Regions from separate parts of the Mus musculus genome. Here regions 1 and 3 are each linked to region 2. A link is a contact called in ENCODE Hi-C or POLR2A ChIA-PET data. All regions are on one chromosome and are shown on one strand. The core of a region is the stretch at or near the end of the contact, and the rest is flanking DNA. Distances in the headings are between cores, read along the strand shown. Region 1 overlaps Capn2 (calpain 2). Region 2 holds the start of Trp53bp2 (transformation related protein 53 binding protein 2). Region 3 holds the start of Capn2 (calpain 2).

What was found. A loop is a pair of places that touch in the nucleus more often than their neighbours do. ChIA-PET counts read pairs that join two places held with the same protein, here RNA polymerase II (POLR2A).
Region 1: a map of left cerebral cortex shows a loop between it and region 2 (4-fold over the local background). The contact joins the enhancer-like site here to the promoter of Trp53bp2 in region 2. A Hi-C loop is called at or near these places in 1 of 37 maps with a recorded cell type or tissue (left cerebral cortex). POLR2A ChIA-PET finds 5 or more read pairs at or near these places in 1 of 5 experiments (Patski).
Region 3: a loop to region 2 is called in a map of gastrocnemius, with 1.9 times the contacts of the local background. The contact joins the promoter of Capn2 here to the promoter of Trp53bp2 in region 2. A Hi-C loop is called at or near these places in 1 of 37 maps with a recorded cell type or tissue (gastrocnemius). POLR2A ChIA-PET finds 5 or more read pairs at or near these places in 1 of 5 experiments (Patski).

Annotation. Positions count from the first base shown.
Region 1 is chr1:182,490,319-182,494,495 of GRCm38, reverse strand. Capn2 (calpain 2) reads left to right here. Exons shown (of 21, transcript NM_009794.4): 3 at 1,626-1,744; 4 at 2,301-2,434; 5 at 3,461-3,629. It overlaps LOC108167751 (a long non-coding RNA gene), which reads right to left. Exons shown (of 2, transcript XR_003948412.1): 2 at 1-4,177. Among named protein-coding and RNA genes, the nearest start is that of Capn2, 25 kb to the left of the region's middle. Within about 2 kb of position 2,508, at least 1 of the 3 ENCODE cell types and tissues checked has a DNase peak (open chromatin) inside an H3K27ac peak, as active enhancers do; it is left cerebral cortex, where a contact is called at or near this core.
Region 2 is chr1:182,406,867-182,411,372 of GRCm38, reverse strand. It overlaps Trp53bp2 (transformation related protein 53 binding protein 2), which reads right to left and starts at 2,206. Exons shown (of 18, transcript NM_173378.2): 1 at 1,923-2,206. The coding sequence starts at 1,949.
Region 3 is chr1:182,515,918-182,520,801 of GRCm38, reverse strand. Capn2 (calpain 2) reads left to right here and starts at 3,192. Exons shown (of 21, transcript NM_009794.4): 1 at 3,192-3,684. The coding sequence starts at 3,448.

The sequences.
Region 1 (4,177 bases), core at 1,259-3,758, 83 kb before region 2:
ATTAGGGACAGAGTCATAGCTTCTGAACCTTGGAGACAGAGTCCCGGGAAGGCCCTGGTGTCACGCGGAGAACAGCAAATGGTTGCAGCGGAAAACTACAAAGTGTGCAGTGCTCCACAACCCACCCAATTCCAGAAGCAGCAGATTCACTTTCTTTTGGTGACCTGCTAATTAGGGGGTCTCTGTATCCACATACCACCCACTGCCACCATTTGTCACACAGCACAACCCGAAGATCTGAGTGCCGTCCTGTCAGAGGGATCGCCTCTCTCAGGCTCCAGCAGGATTTGCCCAGTAGCCACCAGAATTCAGAACTCCATAAAGGGCACAAGTATTCTAATTAACCAAGCTAGTCCCTGTGGTTATGTGGTTACCATGGCAACTGTTGCTGTAGTAAACATCTTCATTCTCTTCCCAGTTTGCCCCCCCCCCATTAAAAAAAAAGATTTATTTATTTACTTTATGTATATGAGTACACTGTAGCTGTGAGCCATCATGTGGTTGCTGGGAATTTTGAATTCAGGACCTCTGCTCACTCTGATCGACCCAGTTCACTCAGGCTGGCCCTGGCCTAAAGATTTATTTATTATTATATCTAAGTACACTGTAGCTGTCTTCAGGCAGCACCAGAAGAAGGTGTCAGATCTCATTACAGATGGTTGTGAGCCACCATGTGGTTGCTGGGATTTGAACTCTGGACCTTTGGAAGAACAGTCAGTGCTCTTAACCGCTGAGCCATCTCTCTAGTTCCCCTTTATTGTTGGTTTTGGGTTTTGTTCTTTTGTTTTTGTGCTCAACAAGTCCCAGTCTGCAAAGTGCCTGGAGCCGGTGCTGGACCAGGTTATTTGTAACTGCAGGATGACCATGGTGCGTCCTACACGAAGCTCCTGCTGTGGGCACCAATGGGGACTGCATGCTTTAGACATACATCTTCCTTCACAAAGACCTGGCCTGAGGATCAGAGAGCCTCATCTGGTTGTCCCTGTCCCTGTCCCCGCCCAGTCCCTTCCCTGACCACATCCCAGAAGTGAGCTCTGCCTCTACCCCAGGGAAACCTCAGTCAGCTGGAGCTCATGCAGATCAGCTCATGGCTGTTCTGTCTGCCTTTGTTGTACACTCCTGTGATCGCACTGCCTTCCTCCCTTCCCCTGGATTCCACCCCCGCCCCCTGTGCCCCGGCATCTCCTTCCTTGTGTTCAGCTCCTCCCCGTCTATTGCTGTATTTTCTTCCTCTCATTCAAACTCCGCTAGAAAACCTCTTTTCATTGAAGCCTCTGTTGCCCGTCAAGTTCAGTCCGTCCATAGACGGGCATAGCTCCTGTGTATCAGGCACAGAGCTGGGCTCCAAGGACACAGTTGAGCCGCCACGAGAGTTCTGAGTTTCTCAGAGAACGAACCTCTCTTGTATGCAGCCATCCACCCAACACGGCATTTCTCCTGTAGCGTGTCCATAAAAATATCCATCAGACCGGGTGACCTGTCCCTTAGTTGAGGGACTGTCTGAAACACCACTCCATCTACTCCAGGGTAACGTTGGGTTCCAAGCACCCAGCTGCAGGAACAAGACTTCACATCCTCTGGGAACTAAGACCTGACCAGAGCTCTGTGTGGCTTTGTGTTCTCAGGGGACTGCTGGCTGCTGGCTGCCATCGCCTCCCTCACCTTGAATGAGGAAATCCTGGCTCGGGTTGTGCCTCCAGATCAGAGCTTCCAGGAAAACTATGCAGGCATCTTCCACTTCCAGGTAACTTTATACTTGGCTGAGGCACTTCCTTGCCCTGGCTCAGGGGCTCAGCAGATGCCTCTGGGCTTGGCTTGCTCCTACACTCCCCAGTCTCTGGTAGTTTGAAAGCTCTGGAGATCAGTTCTGTTCTGCAAAGGATGCTGGAAGAGAGAGACAAGATTTTCCCAACTTGATCATCATGTGGGATCCCATCCGAACGGCGTGGAGTTGGGATGGAGGTGGTCCACGGAGGTAGATCATGGTGTACAGGAAGTAATATGTTCAGGAAGTAATCCCCTAGGGTTTTTTTTTATGTTTATTATTTGAGGGTTGAGATAAAAGGTTAAAAATCTTTTTATGATAGCAAGTGAGAGATGATATTTTTTTAAAGAAGTGCATGCGGCTTTGGAGACACAGATGAGCTCCGCTGGCTTCTTGCTTGGTGAGGGGCACACTTAACATAGGACACCGAAGAGCATCATAGGAACCCACAGCAAGGGGCTGGGCTGGGGAGAACCGGATGAGGCCAAGGCTCAGAGTCCCAGTGTCACCCTATCTTGTCCCTCTTGCCTTGCAGTTCTGGCAATATGGCGAGTGGGTGGAGGTGGTGGTGGACGACAGGCTGCCCACTAAGGACGGGGAGCTGCTCTTTGTGCATTCAGCTGAAGGGAGTGAGTTCTGGAGTGCCCTTCTGGAGAAAGCCTATGCCAAGTAAGTAACCACGCCCTTCCCCAACACCCCATCTTGCCTCTGCTGCCCTGGACTCCAAAACAGCGGGAGCTATTTCGGGGACTGTTTTGAATAGACATTCTGTTCTATAAAAGGATGACTTTGGCCCAAATTTGGCTCTTAATTCAAGGAGGTAATATGGGTATGGTGGCTGTTCACATGATGTACTGGTACAGGACAGTCATTGCTCTTTCTGAGCAAGTGAACTGGGACATTCTGGGGCTGTCTGCTCTGGCCTTGAGAAAGAACTCTGCTTCTCTGGTGGGCCCCCATTGCCTCTTAGCTGAAAAGACCAAAAGCTTCTGCCAGTGGGCAAAGCTACCCATTGCAGGGGTAGAAAAACTGTAGAAACTCACCCAGAATAAATCAGGTGGCTGGTAAGAATGGCTTCTTGGTTCTAATCCTAGCTGTGTATCACCCAGCTGGCCCAAAGTTGTGCTGGGTCCACCCCGGATGTCAGCCCTCTGCAGCGGGAGCCTCAGGTGCTGGTGCTGGTGCTGGTGCTGGTGCTGGTGCTGGTGCTGATGCACTCACTGCATTAAGATGGAGCTAGTGGGTTTAGGATCTCTACAACCCCAGGCCAGACACTGGGGCAGGGGGGCTTCATGTTCTTAACCAAGAGAACTTGGGGCATAGAGCTCAGGGCATGACCACAGGAACCTGCTGTGTGCTTTTTGGGAAACTGGGTTCATTTCTGAAGTGTCTCCAGCCAACCTCTGTGTCAGGGCTAGAGTCAACGCCAGAGGCTGGATCAGAGCAGCATTAAGTCATCCCAGAACATCACTAAACCCTTCCTGGTTTGGTACAAATTCTAAAGCATGTTGTAGCCACAGAGGAAAATAACTAGAGGGATCGCTCCTTGCCTTCCTGGGCACCCCGAGTTGGAGACAAAGACAAGGAAGATAAAAGCAGAGGACCCCATGAGCTCCCAAGTGGGGATCTAAGTTGGAGTGGGGAGGCATTTTCAGGGATGAAGGCTCCCTGTTGCAGCATGAATTCCCCCTTCAGGATCAATGGGTGCTATGAAGCACTCTCAGGGGGTGCCACCACGGAAGGCTTTGAAGACTTCACAGGAGGCATTGCTGAGTGGTATGAGCTGAGGAAGCCTCCTCCCAACTTGTTCAAGATCATCCAGAAGGCTTTGGAGAAAGGTTCTCTGCTTGGCTGCTCTATCGATGTAAGTCTCCATCACCCTCCGCAAGCACTCAAGTCCGCCGCCACCCAGAAGCTCCTTAAGGCATGGGTGCATCCCTTGCCCAGGGTCACCAGGCAATAGTCCTCTAGGGGCGCCATTGATACAGTAACAGTGCCACCAGACCTTCATCCCCATCCCACTTTCCATTCTAACTGTGTTGTATCACTCCACTCACAGACCGCAGGTCACAAAAAGCCCCCCACCCCCCTTCTGCTGGTCTTGACACCTTGTCCGGCACCTGCAGGGTTGTTTGAGCAGCCCTGCAACCTCTCCTCACTCTGTCCCAGTGCTGGTGGGTCCTGGAGAAGACGCCAGGGAGTACCAGAAGGATCTGCTTCTTCAAAATAGCTTTGCAGGCAAACAAACCTCACCAGGGAGATGGAAAGTGAGGCTGGTCCAGGCCCCAGGAGTTTCCCCAAGCTGTGCCCAAAGGATGGGAAAGGAGGGCCTTTAAGGAGTTGGCAACCCAATACATGGATTCTGAAGTTAAAAAGTCGCTGTCAGTGCAACTTAGTTGGGCGGAGTAGGGG
Region 2 (4,506 bases), core at 957-3,456:
CTTATTTTTCAGGGGATCTGATGACCTCTTCTGATCTCTGTGGGCACCAGGCACACACATGGTAAACAGGCATACATAAAATAAATCTCTTGTAAAAAGAACACAAGGATGCTAAATGAAAATGTATCATATTTTTATCTATCACAGACTAAGAATCTCATGTTTAATCACTGTTGCTAATTCAGGGTGTTTTCTAGCAACTATTCCAAGCCAGGCATCGTATTAACCCCTTCCTTCATAAACAGTGACTCCAATCTTCCAAAGCACCCTGAGAATTGGCATTGTATCACCCCCAAGATACAGATGATGAAGATGAGAGACAGATTTTTCTTAAACATCTGGGATCACTAATGCTGTGCAAAATTCCAAAGCGCATCAAATTTCAAAGCTAGAATAGCATGCACACTACACCTTTCCTAGTAAGTCTACTCTGACACCAGGAAAGCAGTCAAAGCCACCAGACTTGCTGAAGTGACTTTAGTCCCAAGATTCAATAACTTTTTACAAGAATTCTGATCATCTGCTATGTGGTTTGGAGAAAAACACCCCTACATAAAACAAAAAAAAAAAAAAAAAAAAAAACAAAGGATACCTTGATTTAAACTGATCTTTCAGGAAGAAATCATCCTGCAATTAAAACCACCTATTCTTTTCCTTTCTCTGTTCAGGGGAAGCTGATGGCAAGCTGCAAAGGTTTTTTCACAACAGTGAGATAAAAACACAGGAATAAAAAAGTTAACAAAACAGTCTATCATAACCAAGGTATGCGTTTTAAGATATTCACATCACAGCCCTAACTTAATAAATGAGACTAAACCATTAGTTACAAAATGCTAGTAATTCCAAATTTCTTGACTCTTAGCAATTGTAACCATCCCAAGCCACCTAATAACCTAATAACCAAAATATTATATATGTGTCCAACCTAGAAAAATTTAGGAACACCCTCCACAACGCAAAGGGGCAAAGAGACAGTATAGTATATTCTGCACGTGTAATTACAAAAAAACCAAAACAAAATAGAACATTGAAACACAAATTTTAACACTCTTTCTTGGATTTTATAAAAGCAAAAAAATTAAGTTGTTTTAAGTTTTTATCGTTTTGTTTTCTTAAACAAGTGATGCGATAAGAACGTGAGTTGATGAGGGGTTTAGGGATGGATATGGCTAAAATACGTGACCTTTCAAAGAATATATAAAAATTATTTTTTAAAAAAGGACTTAGGTTGACTGCGATTAATCCTGCTTGAGAGGAGAACAAATACAACACCCACGAGGAAATAAATACACGGCTGCAGGAGCCACCATAACCAGTCAGATCTTGTGCTTGCTAAGGGGGCTTTTCAGAAACACCTCCATTCAACCTGCAAGTCACCTGTGACGCTGGCCAAGTCAGATGCCAAAAGAATTCACTCATCTTTCTTAGAGGTCTTGCAGAAAAAAAGCTGGGGGAGCGGGGCACTGAAGTTTTCCTCTGAACTAAAACTTTCAAGGCTGCATTTACTAAAACCTGTTTCCACAAAGAGATAGATAGGGTGACATGGCTGCTATCACCAACATCAGATCGAAATTCAAGTTAAAAAAAAAAAAAACTGGCAGAAAGAAAAAGAAAGGCAAGCCTTTTCAAGCGCTATGCTTCACTTCAGTAAAAAGCCTCAAAACAATTCAAAGAAATAGGCTAAGAACAAGGTTCCCCGGCTCTTGACCTTCAAAACAAGCTTCCCCAAAGGTCTCATCCGAGAAGCAAAGTTTGGAGCAGCGGCCCGGGCTGCCGCACTGCCTGCGGGGCAGCATCGCGACCGTCGCGGGGACCCAGAGGGACGGAGCCTCAGAGCCTCGAAGCCCGAAGCTCCACCGGCTCCGCTGACCCGGCCCCCCCGCCCTGTACACTTCCGGGCCCCAGCACGCCCACCCGCTTACCGGCATCATTTTGGACCCGAACCGCATGGAAGCGGGGGTCTGGCGGCGGCCTGGCCGAGCAGAAGTGACCCGAGGGTCGCGGGCCCGGGGAAGCCAAGCGAGAACGAGGCCGCGCGCCCGGCGGCCGACCTGTTGCGAGGCAGCGGCGCTGGAGTCCCCTCAGCGGACCGGGACGCCACCGAGTCCGGGGCCCAATCCCCTCGCCCGTCTCCGGGACGCGGCTTTGTCTCGGCGCTCGCGACTCCCACCTCCTCCTCCTCCTTCTCGCCGAAACCAACTAATCCCGGCCGGGCCCCCACCGAGGCGCGCTGGCCCCGCCCCCCACGAAGCCCCGCCCGCGGCGCGCCCCAAGGCTTGAGGTAAGGGGGAGCGGAGCGCCAACCGGGCGGCGAAGGCGCATGCGCAGATGCTGGGGGCGGTGCCAGAGGGGGCGGGAACCTTTGCTCCGAGGGAGGAAGATGCAGGCGGCGGAGCTGCTCCTGAACGCGCCTCCAGGCGGAGCCAAGGCACGGGAGGGCGGCGCCGCAGGAGAACAATAATCGTAAAACGCGGGGATGGAGCCCAGGGCTGTGTCCCTCACCTCCTTGGCGGTTCCGAGTTGCTCAAGAGAGTTGAGCCCTTTGCCTTAGGAACCATGAACCAGCCACAAGGCGCCGGACGCCGAGGGGCCTGGGCGGCGCCGCCTCACACACCTGACTCAGGGCGCCCTGAGGGATCCGAGCGCCCCACAAGATGGAGACCTGCGAGTCCGCCGGGCCGGAGCACGTTCCTGACAGAAGGCGCTCTCGGATTTGTCCTCATCCCTCAGGCGATGTCCAAGACCCCCCTCTGAATGGCCTGTTACTTCTATAATGTAAGAAGGGAAAAGCCCTTCAGTGTTGAGAAGTGGGGGGGTTCCCTGTGTTTTGAACAGCACGCTCAAAGGATTTGAAAATGGGTAAAAACAGCTTTCTGGGGCGCTCTTCAGCTCATCACGACCTGTAAACACTTTTAACACAAGGACCATTTTTTGGAGCCGTCGAAGCTCACGCTGGGAAATTGGCAGTAGTTCGCTTTGATAGGGAGGCAGATAGTCGAGTCCATTATCCAGAGAGACATAGGCTTCAGGAACACTAACTCCACGAAGCTCATTTCACGTCAAGTAACCCGTGCAAGCTCATTTGGAATCAGAGGACAGAAGAGTCCCCAAAACGAAATGAAATGAAGCACCAGAATGTATACAGCTTCAAGAATGGAGCCAGCTGAATGTGGTAGCGTGCACTAGTAATCTCAGCGCTTGGGAGGCTGAGCCAGGAGAATTGCAGTGAGTTCCAGGCCAGCCTGAGCTGAAAGAGTAAGACCTTACCTCAAATGACACTTTTATAAAAATTAAATATAAATTGACCTGTGTGTGGCACAGATCTATATCCCCAGGTACTCAGAATGCTGAGGCAGGAAAATCCCAAATTTAAGGGTTCCCAGGGCAGCTTTAGCAGAATAGGTCTCAAAATGTAAACGGGGGGGGGGGGGTCCCTGGAGTCAGACATAGTTTAGTGATAGAGTGTTTAACATGAATAAACTCCTGGTTTTAATACAAAGCACAACAGAAAGAATGAGCACTTATTGTTTGTCGTCCCAGCACTAGAAGGCTGAGGCAGGACGTATCAAGAGTCTGAGGCCAGCCTGGGCTACATGCTCTGTCTCCAAATAAATAAACAACAAATAAAAGAATAATTATTTTTTTATTTTAACATATCCCTTACCCAAAAAAAAGAATCATCCAACTCCCAGTTAACATCATCCCAGCTACTCTATCATCCCAGCTACTCTATCTAAACATGAAATTAAAACTGATACAACTAGAATTACCCTGGGTTAAGTAAAGGAAGTCCACACCTTGACTTACTCAGTAAAATGTATCAAAATACTGTAGGTCTTCTAAGTACTGTGGATCCATCAATGAACAAAACAAAGCTGAATGGACAATAAAACCAGTCTACATACAGTCACCCAGAAGAAAAAAAGAAAAGAACAAGAAAAAAAAAAAAAAAAAAAAACTCTTTTTGTGTTGTTGTTTGGTTTTTGGTTGGTTGGTTGATTGGTTTAGTTTTTCTAGGTAATGTCACTCAGTGTAGCCTTAGCTGTCCTGGAACTCATAGACCAGGCTGTCCTCAAACTTACAGAGATCCACCTGCTTCTGCCTTCTAAGAGCTAGGATTAAAGGTGTGCACCATCACTGCCCAGCTCAGTAAAAGAATTCCTATTGTTCATTAATGCTCCAGTTCTCAGTGGATCAAGGAATGGGACACTTACCCCATTACTACCAGAAAACTGACTGCATACAACAGTACATTATGTTTAATATGAGCACTGCAACACTGGGTTGGTTAAATAATAACAACAACAATAATAATTTTGTCTGTGTAAGTGCACACAGACATATATGCAGGCAAAACACGAATTCACATGAAATAAGCATAAATAAATCATTAGAAGTTAAATAAAAATGATTTCGGTGGAAATAGAAGCAAGGAGCGAAGAATGTGACTAATAAACTCCAGTTGTTTGTTTTTACTGCTGTTTGCACAAATGCCCTGCCCACGGG
Region 3 (4,884 bases), core at 1,943-4,442, 110 kb before region 2:
AGGCTTAGTCCAGTCCACCACACGCCAGCTACTGCCACAGTCCTCCTAAAACAGGGAGCGAGGGTTTCCTGCAGCCAGCTGTGAAGTTTGTGAGTGCAACCAAAAACTGCATCTCTCTCTCTCTCTCTCTCTCTCTCTCTCTCTCTCTCTCTCTCTCTCTCTCTCTCTCTCTCTCTGTCTCTCTCTCTCTCTCTCTCATATTCCAGATATGCCAGCTGTTTCTGATTCACAAATACCCTTCTGGGCGGGATGACTCATTTGGAAAGAGGGGATCTGTGTATGTGGCTATGGTTCCCTGACAGGGGTCATGTGGCCAGAGAAAGAAAAGACCTGGCCAACTCCCCTGAGAAAATATGGTGAGGGAAACTTCGAGAAGCATAAAGAACAGGGTTGACTCAGGTTACAAACTGGTCCTTGTCCAGAGAGTGAGGTCAGCCATTCCTCTGTGTGTCTGCAGATTTGTTGCAGTAACACTAGACTCCGTCTGGGGCCTTTGGGGAGCAGAGCTCTATGCTCACAGTTGGCTTGGTCGGCTGCCCTGCCTGAATGCACCGTGAAGGGTGTCGCTAAACCGGAAGAGGAAGCCCTGGGTGAGAAGGGATGTTCTTCTGCCTCCGCCTTGCAAAGAAAGCTTCGGTCTTGCAAGTTTCTGACTCGTTGGCAGTGATGGGCGTAGCCTGCCCAGGCTTTTGTAGCTAGAAGGATTGGGGAGGGGGGCCTGGTCTCCAGCTGCCAGGGAGGAGGAACCAAACTTCCTGCTATATCAAGTTTGGGACAAACTTTTTTCCAAGAGCCCTGAGCCGGGCAGAAATCAGGGTGGGGCCAATGGAAATAAGATAGTGGGAAAATTAAAAGTTTCCAGGAAAGGGCTGTGAAGCGTCTGAAGCCATTGCACAGGAAACCCCTGAACTACCAAGAACAACTGTGGTAGTCTTCAATTCCTTCAGTCCCACAAGACAAGACAGAGCCTGGTGACATGCAGTGTGCCTATTAGGCTAAGTGCTGGGAGTTGAAACCTAAAGACAGAGAATATCAAATAGAGTCAAACTGAGGTAGGGAGACATTGCCTTTCCAACCTGTGATCCTGGGCAGGATGGCCCCCTCTCAGGACTCTGCAAGCACCTCAGGTTCAAACAGAAAAATAAGGGAGAGGAGGCTCCGTTTTTTTTTTCTGTGGCAGAGGAGGGACAAGCAGAGTCAGGGAGAATCTGGAAGAGAAACACTGGGAAATGACGAGCCAAGTAGAGGAATGTTCTGGCTATCGTTGGCCCCTTCCCAGAAGCTGGTGACAGTGGGCTGGAAGCCCTCTGTTTCATTTGTGTGTGGGCCATCCTGGGGGAAGCAGATCTGGGGAACCATTAAGGAAAGAAAGAATCCCAAGTGAAGTTTGAGCAAGTGAAGCAGTGAGTCAGCCTTGGGCAACAGTAGACACCCGGTTAAAGACAAGAATACAGAAACGAGGCTAAATAGGAATGAATCTTTCTTAAAGCTAAAATTATGGCTTCATATTGATACAAATGAACACATTTTAAAAGATTTTATTTGACAAATACAGATGGAGTAACCAGACACCTCATGTTTTGTTTGTTTGTACTTTTGTTTTTTTAGACAGGGTCTTGTTGTATAGCCCTAGCTAGCCTGGAACACTCCGTGCAGACCAGGCTGGCCTGGAATTCATGGAGATCTGCCCCCATCCCTGCCTCCCCTTAGCATGTATGTATCCAGCTTACTGCTGGGTAGAACCTTCTGGGCGCGGCCCGTCAGGCACTTCATGTTAAGTGTTGGGATTTAAAGACATGGGCTACCATGCTCGACAGCCAGCATTTGTTTGCAGCATGGTGGTTTCTAAGCTTCATGGCTCTTTTCCGGAAGCTGTTCATTTTTTCCCACCATCTGATTTCCTTTGGCCCCACCCTGATTTTTTCTGGGCTCAGGATTCAAAAGGGAAGTGGGGGAAGATCCCAGACACCTGCCATGCCCAGGAGAGAATAGTGAGGTAGCAGTATCAACAGACAAGCCCTGGCTTTGCCACAGGGAGACAGACACTTTGATTCTTCCAGGAACAGTCATTTGCATATCACTGATATTTCAAGTTGCTACAATTTCCTGCAACTGACAGAGTTACAAACTATCTCAGAAACCATCAATGCTGAACCAAGATGAGGTTCAAACCAGGGTTTCTCAGCCTGGCACAGAGATCTTTCAGACTGCACTTTTCTTCCTGTTCTCTCTGTAGAGGGATGCCCTCCGCCCGACCATCCTTTAGTAGCACCTGGCTTCCACCCAGTAGAGGCCAGGAGCCTCCTTTGTCCCAGTTGTGACAATATGAGGAAAGTCTGCAGTTAGGGTCAAAAACCTTTAGGGTCACATTGGTGCGTGCGGGTTGCTTCCAGTTGAGAACCCGTGCTTTAAACCATTCATAGCACAAGCCCGCCCAGTTCTGTGTGTGTGAGTGGCAGCGAAAACTTTCATTGGACAGAGCGGTGGTACAGGCCACCAACAGGGGCTCTGTTCTAAATGGTGTCCCAGCAGCAACTCAATAAATCATCCCAGGTAAATCTGAGTTTTAGATAAGCATCACATTATTATTCTAACACAGGTTTGCCTCGGGTGATATTTGAGGGCTACGTATGCTAAAACCACACAATCCCCCAGCCCCTTTTCTTGAAATTTAGATTTAACAAGCATGGATTGTTTTGTTTTGTTTTTTTGTTTTTTTGTTTTTTGTTTTTGTCAAATTGTACAGCCCTACTTATGCACAAATAAGTAACTGCAGAGGCCCTGGGACCCTAAAATTCCTGTCTTGCTTTAATTTGTAGGGGTTACATCTTTGAACTTCTTTGGAGCTCAGTTTCTCATCTGTAAGATGGACACACCAGTAGCCATTTCTCACAAATTTGGGGGTGGTAGGTAACATGTGTGCCCAGAGCCTGCAGAGCTCTCTTTCGATCCTGAGCCCAATGAGTGGCAACTGGCTTAGTCGCCGCGCTCCCTCCCTCATCCGCTCCTGACTCATCCGATGTTTTCTGGACAGTCATTGCTGAGTTTCGCCCAGCCTTACTCCCCAATGGCTGGGGTTTGACAACTTCGCTCCCCAACTTGCGATTGTCGTCCCCCCAACACCCCCCGCTCGCCCTCCCCACCGGGCCGCGCCATCCCGAGAGCCGTCCGAAGGTGGCAGCATCGGCCCCGTAGTCCTCACGGTCGGGCTGGCACTGTGCAGGTCGCCGGCGAGCCGCGTCCGGAGCCCGGCGCCGAGCAGGCCTGGGGAGGCGGAGGCCACACCCCGCGCACGGCCCAGGCGCTTCCCGCCGGTGAATCATCCCCGCAGCAGCGGCTCCCGCAGTCCGCTGCAGCGCCCCGGGCCCGGCCGCGCCCCAGCCGAGTGCCGTGCCCCGCCTCTCCGCGACCCCTTTCTCCGTGCAGTGCGCCAACCGGATCGCTACCATGGCGGGCATCGCGATAAAGCTGGCCAAGGACCGCGAAGCGGCCGAGGGGCTGGGGTCGCATGAGAGAGCCATCAAGTACCTCAACCAGGACTACGAGACGCTGCGGAACGAGTGCCTGGAGGCCGGGGCGCTCTTCCAGGATCCTTCCTTCCCCGCCCTGCCGTCATCCTTGGGCTATAAGGAGTTGGGGCCCTACTCCAGCAAAACTCGGGGCATCGAATGGAAGCGGCCCACGGTAGGAAGCGCGAGGGGAACAGGCAGGGCCGGCAGGGCCTGGAAGGGCACTCGGGGTTCCGGGAGGCTGCAAGTCCCTGGCTCCCCGGCTCGGTAGTCCCTGCTTAGTAGTGCTCCGCGATTGCTGCTAAGGGGACTCCCTATGCAGACTGAGGCCCAGCCAGTGGACCTGCCCCAAGCTGCGCGCAGAGCGCTTCGCAGGACAGGACCCCAAATCCCATTAGTGGACACGCCCTGGAGGCTGCCTTCGGCTTCACAAAGCCGCAGGGACACAGGGCCGCTGGGGTGAAACTTTTACTGGACTCTAGTGGTGATCTGAGTGAGGGTGGAGACACTGCTCGGCAGTAGGGGTGGGGGTGGGGATATCAGAGTAGGATAGAAGACTCGGGACTGCTGGGTGGGTGGGGGCAAGGGGTGGGCACAGCCTGGCTCTGGCTGACAAAGGTGGTCACAAGTACATGTGGCACTTGTAAATGCAAGTACATGTATTTATCCAGCGTGGGTTTTGTCTGGCTCTCAAAGTGCAGTTAGAGGACTCTTTAACTTAAAGAACTGAAGGGTAGCTTAAAGAATCGATGGGCTCCAATGATTCTGTTACTCATTATTTTGCTGACCTAGAGTCCTCACCCGGAAACCTCTGCTCAACTCCTAGATACTCCTGTCCTAACCCTCAGAGTCTCTGCCCTTAAGCCCTTCCCGTTCCCTTGTGGTTTCAATCGCCAGTGGATGCCCATGGGACCCTCACTTGACTTTTCCCAGGAACTGAGAGGAAGTCTAAACTTCTAGATTCCTGTTAGGACAATGGACATTCATACCCTGCTTCTATCCTCTTGGTTCCCCCAGGCTGCTTTTGTTACTGAGTCTAGTCTGAAAGTACCAGAGACTAGCGGGGGTATAGCTCAGTTGGTAGTCTTTACTTAGCATGCATGAAGCCCTGGGTTCTATCCCAAGCACCATATAAAATCAGGTGCATGCTAATATATGCCTGCCATTCCAGGACTCAGGAGGTGGAGATGGGAGGATGAGAGATTCAAAGCCTGGGGCCACAAAGATGGCTCATTGAGTAAGGGCTTTGGTGGTCATTTCTAATGACCTTAGTTCTGTTGCAGAACCCACCTGGAAAAAGAGAACCAACTCCCCCAAAATTTTTCTCTGACCTTCATATGCACACTGTGGCGCACACGTGCAGAATCTCACAGGC